Linked DNA regions of Homo sapiens: region 1 is linked to region 2. Evidence: read pairs that join two places in POLR2A ChIA-PET (ENCODE). Cell type or tissue: HepG2. All regions are shown on one strand. Each heading gives the region's core, and the rest is flanking DNA. Links, peaks and the distances in the headings are about the cores only. Region 1 overlaps TPM1 (tropomyosin 1). Region 2 has its middle 14 kb from the start of LACTB.

Region 1 (2,713 bases), core at 214-2,713, 55 kb after region 2:
AGACTCAAAGCGGAAGCAAAAACAAAGGGCAAACAAAACAAAACAAAATTTAAAGCCACACAAAAAAACCAAGCACACAAACCAAAAGCCCTACAACAACAAAAAGCCTCCATAGAGTGTCTAGGTTATGTACTCAAAAGCACTGTACACTTTCTTTTCTTTCCCCCTTTCTTATCATTTTCAATATGATGGCAAATATCCTTGTTACAGAGGCTATGGCCTATTAGAGAAATGCCAGCAAGATTTTCAAAACTTTTTTGTAGCTACCAAGTTCCAAGTTCTCTGCTCTGCTTTAGATCTGGGCCTGAACCTCAAGGACTTTGTACTCACAGAAAGACGACTGTTTATGCTTTGGGGAAAGAACCCTCTGGGTGACAGGTCTCTATCCCCAGCTCCCCACACAGCCGAGTCACCAGAAAGGAAGGAAACAGCACCTCATGTTCATTCCAGCCTTGCACATGAGATCTTCCTACCCAAAGGGCCCCTACCAATCCATCCGTGTCTTCCCTCCGATCACCCCCACCCCCATTCTTTCCCTTAGCTCTTGGCACTGTGTTTACAGAATGCTGTTGTCTAAATGCCACTCTTGTTTCCCCAGGGGCATTCTGTAGAACCTCAGACTCCTGGACATCAGAGAATATGTCCTACAGGAATACCAGCCAGCAGGGCTTCATACAGGGTGCCCCAGCAACGACTGGGCATGGAGACCAGTTTCTAGGTGCCAGTTTGTGATATAGTGGGAGGAATGGTAGGGCACACACAGCAGACCTGAGAGTGGCTGCCCCTTCCTGAGGAGGCCCTGTAAATCCAAAAAATAGGGTCTCAATTTTTTAGCTAGAAGGATCCCTAGGCATTGTCCAGATCAGCAATTCCCACAAGTGGCTGAGTGTCAGAATCAACTCAGAGATGAGCATTAAAAAAAAAACTTTCAGCTGGGCGCTGTGGCTCACGCCTGTAATCCCAGCACTTTGGGAGGCCGAGGCGGGCAATCATGAGGTCAGGAGTTCGAGACCAGCCTGACCAACATGGTGAAACCCCGTCTCTACAAAAAACACAAAAATTAGCCAGGCATGGTGGCACATGCCTGTAATCCCAGCTACTCAGGAGGCTGAGGCAGGAGAATTGCTTGAACCCGGGAGGCAGAGACTGCAGTGAGCCGAGATCATGCCACTGCACTCCAGCCTGGGCGACAGAGCAAGACTCTTGTCTCAAAAACAAAAAAAAAAAAAAAAAAATCAAACTTCCAGGCCGTGTCCCTAGAGATTCTGATTCAGGAGGTCAAAGGGGGAGGGCAGGAATCTGTACTATAAATAAACAATCCCCTTTGCCACCACCCAAAGAAGCTGGCTATTCTTCTAGCTCTTGACTAGAAACAGGCGGCAGGAGGGAACTCTGACCCTGGGCACAGAAGTATGTGGAGGCCATACAGCCATCAGTGTGAGACAGGATTAAGATCCAAGTCACTAGGCTCCCAGCATGCCGGCTCTCCACTATGTCACTTCTCCTGGCTTCCCGGAACATCACGGAAACCTTGGAACTGGCAGTTCTCACTCCTGTGTCTTTATCTCTCCTGAGATCAGATTGAGATGTTCTCCGGCCCCCACCCCAACTCCCCACAAAAGGCCTCAGGCACAGATCCTAACCAGGACTGGGAGAACAGTTGCTGCAATGCAAATCATCTGCTAAAGTGATTATCACAATCTTTTTGAAATGAGGCAGGATATAAAATTGAAAACTTCATAAAACAATGCTAATGGGTAATAGGAAGCTCACATAAGGACACGGAACATTTACTCCCTAGCCCAGAAGTCAATGCCTACTGCCCCAGAGGTTTCAGAGCAGGACAGGCAGAGGGGCTTTGAGGTTAAAGCCAGGACCTAGGAGTAGTATCTGAGGTACACCTATCTTTATGGGAAAACCCTGAACCCATGACAGGCTCTGCAGGCCCTATTATACTGGCCTAGTAGAATTTTTGTTTGGCTCGTTAGAATTCAAGATATGCTTAATTTTATAATTTAATCAGGGCCACTTTTTTCTCTTTCTTATTTTTACTTTTTATTCTGATTTATTATGCTCTATGTTCCAAAAGCCCCACACCTCTCACCTTTACTAGCTTTTATTTCTGGTATTTTTTTTTTTAAGTTTTGAGCTTATTTCAATATTTTCTAAGGTTCTTTTCATCATGGCACCTGGGGAGTCTTAAGGACCTGCTGTTGCCTCTGCCGGTACAAGCCCATAGACACATGACCATCTGTTATCTAAAAGCAGAGATATAAATAACAAGGCATTTGGGGAGGGTCAAGACCCCAGACACAAATTATTTGCAGGCATGTAAATCACTCTTAGTGTACTGAGTTAGCTTTCTTCTTCTTCTTCTTTTTTCTTTGAGATGGAGTCTAGCTCTGTCTCCCAGGCTGGAGTGCAGTGGCATGACCTCGGCTCACTGCAACCTCCACCTCCCGGGTTCAAGCGATTCTCCTGCCTCAGCCTCCCCAGTAGCTAGGATTACAGGCACGTGACACCATGCTCGGCTAATTGCTGTATTTTTAGTAGAGATGGGATTTTGCCATGTTGGCTAGGCTAGTCTCGAACTGCTGACCTCAGGTGATCCACCCGTCTCGGCCGCCCAAAGTGTTGGGATTACAGGCATGAGCCACTGCACCCAGCCAAGTTAGCTTTCTTCTAACAGCAGCCCATGTGCTGACTGCCAGTG
Region 2 (3,024 bases), core at 270-2,769:
GCCCATCCATTAACGTCTCTGACAGATTGTGTTACAAACCAGTACCCAGTGACAGCATTTGATCCAGTGTTCTCCAGGACCTCACAGCTCCCTGCCCTTCTCTCCCTACCTCTCTGACTTTTGGCCGCACATCCCAGGTTCCAAAGTCTGCTCTGCCCTTCCCCTGTCTTTTTGATAACTTGTTAGGACTTTCCTTTCTGGATTCTGTGCAGAAATAATCTCATCCATTATGTACTGAGCTTTATTAGTAACCTTGTCTCAAAATTTGGGGAATACCTCCTTCATGGTGACTTTTTTTTTTTTTTAAAAACTGATTCTCAATTTTCTGTGTTAGTCAATTTCTACGTTTCTGAAAATCATTCTATAAACATTCTGCAAGAAACTGTTTATGTGCCAGGCTTTGGGTAAGGCTCAGAGAGCCTAGAGGCCAGTGGAGAAAATGAATTTTTTTTAATCAAATCATCACATTCACGTATATGTAATTATAAATGAAGATTAATTGCTCTTAAGGACAGAAACATGGTTAATGAAAATTTAACACAGACCTGCCCCAGATTGGGGGTCCTCAAGGGAAACTTCCCTATAGAAGTGCCATTTGAACTGTGATCATCGGATAGGTGACAGGGAGAAGTCAGGGAGCTGGGAGGTGACTGTGGCTGCAGGCAGAGACAGACAGATGGGGAGGAAAGGTCAAGGGGGATTGTATAGGCAGGCAGGGGGCAAGGCGGGGGTTTTGAGTTTTAGCCTAAGAGCAAAGATTTTCAGCAAGGAGAGAGTGGGGATGGCATCACGTGTGCTGAAACCATCTTCCTGATTGTAGCGTGGTGAACAGCTTTTATGGGGAAGGAGGAGAGGACAGGAGGGCAGTTAGGAGCTCCTTTTGGTAACAGAGGTGAGACATGAAGGCGACCTGGCTGGGGTAGTAGCAATGGAGAAGCAGCAGAGTGGTTGGTTTCTCAGAGTAGTTTGGCAGTAAAAATCTAACAGGAGATGGTGACAGTTTGAATATGAGGCAAGAGGTGGAAAGTTTCGAAGATGGAACCAAACTTCACAGCATATATAAGTTACTATTAACTAGTCTGATTTTTTTTTTTTTTTTGGGACAGTGTCTCTCTCCGTCGCCCAGGCTGGAGTGCAGTGGTGTGATCTCAGCTCACTGCAACCTCTGCCTCCCGGTTCAAGCAATTCTCATGCCTCAGCCTCCCAAGTAGCTGGGACTACAGGCATGGACCACCATGCCCAGCTAATTTTTGTATTTTTAGTAGAGACGGAGTTTCGCCATGTTTGCCAGGCTGGTCTTGAACTCCTGACCTCAAGTGATCCACCCTCCTGGCCTCCTAAATTGCTGGGATTACAGGCGTGAGCCACCGTGCCTGGTCTGCAATGAAACATTATTAAAAGGAGGAAATGATAGCTCTTGTGTATTTTGTGACAGGCCTAATGAAAATAGCTGCCTTCAGTGTGAGGGGGTTGCTCCATCCTTGTGAACCGCAGACATGACTATGTTGGTGGCTTCTGGGAGAAGTTTACATATCTAAGTTCAAGTTCGTAGGTGGCCAACATGGTTGATGCTTTTATCGTCAGAATTCCCCTAACATTCTTTGCGGTGGGGAGAGGGACTATCTCTAAAACCAAACCACCATCCTGAGGGAGCCTTAGACTGAGAGGCTTACTTATGGACACTCACATTTGGAGAATTCTGGGAATCCAACCCCAAGAATGCTGGCCCCTTTCCCCACTTGTGACGGACGGTCTTTTGAACCTCAGGATTTGGCAGTCTGTCAAACCAAATAACTCTGGGTGCAAAAGTCAATGCAGTCCAGAACAATATCTGCCTCGTTGCTACAGGCTGGATGTCTCTAACAGGCATGTCTTGGAATCCTTGCCCTTTTTCCCTTTTCACTTAGAACAGATGCACTGGTATAAGAACCTGCATGAACACTTTTTTCCCCAACATTATTTTTTTATATTTTATTTCATTTTATTTTGAGACGGAGTCTCACTCTCTCACCCAGGCTGGAGTTCAGTGGCACGATCTGGGCTCACTGCAACCTCTGCCTCCCGGGTTCAAGCGATTCTCATGCCTCAGCCTCCTAAATAGCTGGGATCACAGGCATGCACCACCACGCTCAGCTAATTTTTATATTTTTAGTAGAGACGGGGTTTCACCATGTTGGCCAGGTTGGTCTCGAACTCCTGACCTCAAGTGATACTGCCGCCGCCTTGGCCTCCTAAAGTGCTGGGATTACAGGTCTGAACCACCGCGCCTGGCCACAATGTGATTTTTTTTTTTTTTTTAATAACAAGACACTTGGTTGCTTTGTTGAGACAGAATTTCCAGGATTTCACATTTGAGTCTCTGGACCTAAGTATCCTGGTGGCACCACTTGGATATCTTAAAGTCACCTGTGGCTGCAGGTAGTGGCTCAAGCCTGTAATCCCAGCACTTTGGGAGGCCAAGGTAGGTGGCTCACTTGAGGGCAGGAGTTCGAGACCAGCCTGGCCAACATGGCAAAACCCCATCTTAGCCGGGCGTGATGACACATGCCTGTAATCCCAGCAACTTGGTGGCTGGGGCATGAGAATTGCTTGAACCCGGGCGGCAGATATTATAGTGAGCTGAGATTGTGTTACTGCACTCCAGCCTGGGCAATAGAGCAAGACCCTGTCTCAAAAAAAAAAAAAAAAAAAGTCATTTGTTAAAGTGAGTGGACCCCTTTGGAACATTCAGTCAGATTCTGCTACCCAAAGGCTAGAAACCCGGCCTCCCAGCACACAGTGGGGGAGAGGAGTGTGTACCTTAGGATGAGGCTGAAGGATCTTGGACAGGGAGCCTGGCCAGAGTGCTCCAACCTCGCCATTACTTTTGTTCAATTACACATTATGAGAAGTGGAAGAAATGAGAAAAGCAAATTAATGCTTAATCACTGTTAATACCCAACGCACTTCTAAGGAAGGCCCCTGTGCCTCATTGTGGAGATCTACATACGCCTGCACAGTGACCCCAACCACACCTCCGACTTC

What was found. ChIA-PET counts read pairs that join two places held together with the same protein. Peaks named below come from ENCODE experiments on the same cell type or tissue, not always from the same donor. Only the 100,000 strongest peaks of a DNase experiment are listed, where the experiment ranks them.
Region 1: POLR2A ChIA-PET joins it to region 2 with 5 read pairs; 19 of 35 experiments call an interaction of 5 or more read pairs at or near these places.

What each region holds. Positions count from the first base shown.
Region 1 is chr15:63,052,196-63,054,908 of GRCh38, reverse strand. The region is part of intron 2 of TPM1 (tropomyosin 1); the gene reads right to left. Among named protein-coding and RNA genes, the nearest start is that of TPM1-AS, 4.2 kb to the right of the region's middle. In HepG2, for the core only: no CTCF peak of the experiment used is centred there; DNase peaks (open chromatin) are centred at 361 and 1,348; H3K4me3 peaks cover 141 bases.
Region 2 is chr15:63,106,809-63,109,832 of GRCh38, reverse strand. No RefSeq gene overlaps it. Among named protein-coding and RNA genes, the nearest start is that of LACTB, 14 kb to the left of the region's middle. In HepG2, for the core only: no CTCF peak of the experiment used is centred there; a DNase peak (open chromatin) is centred at 1,662.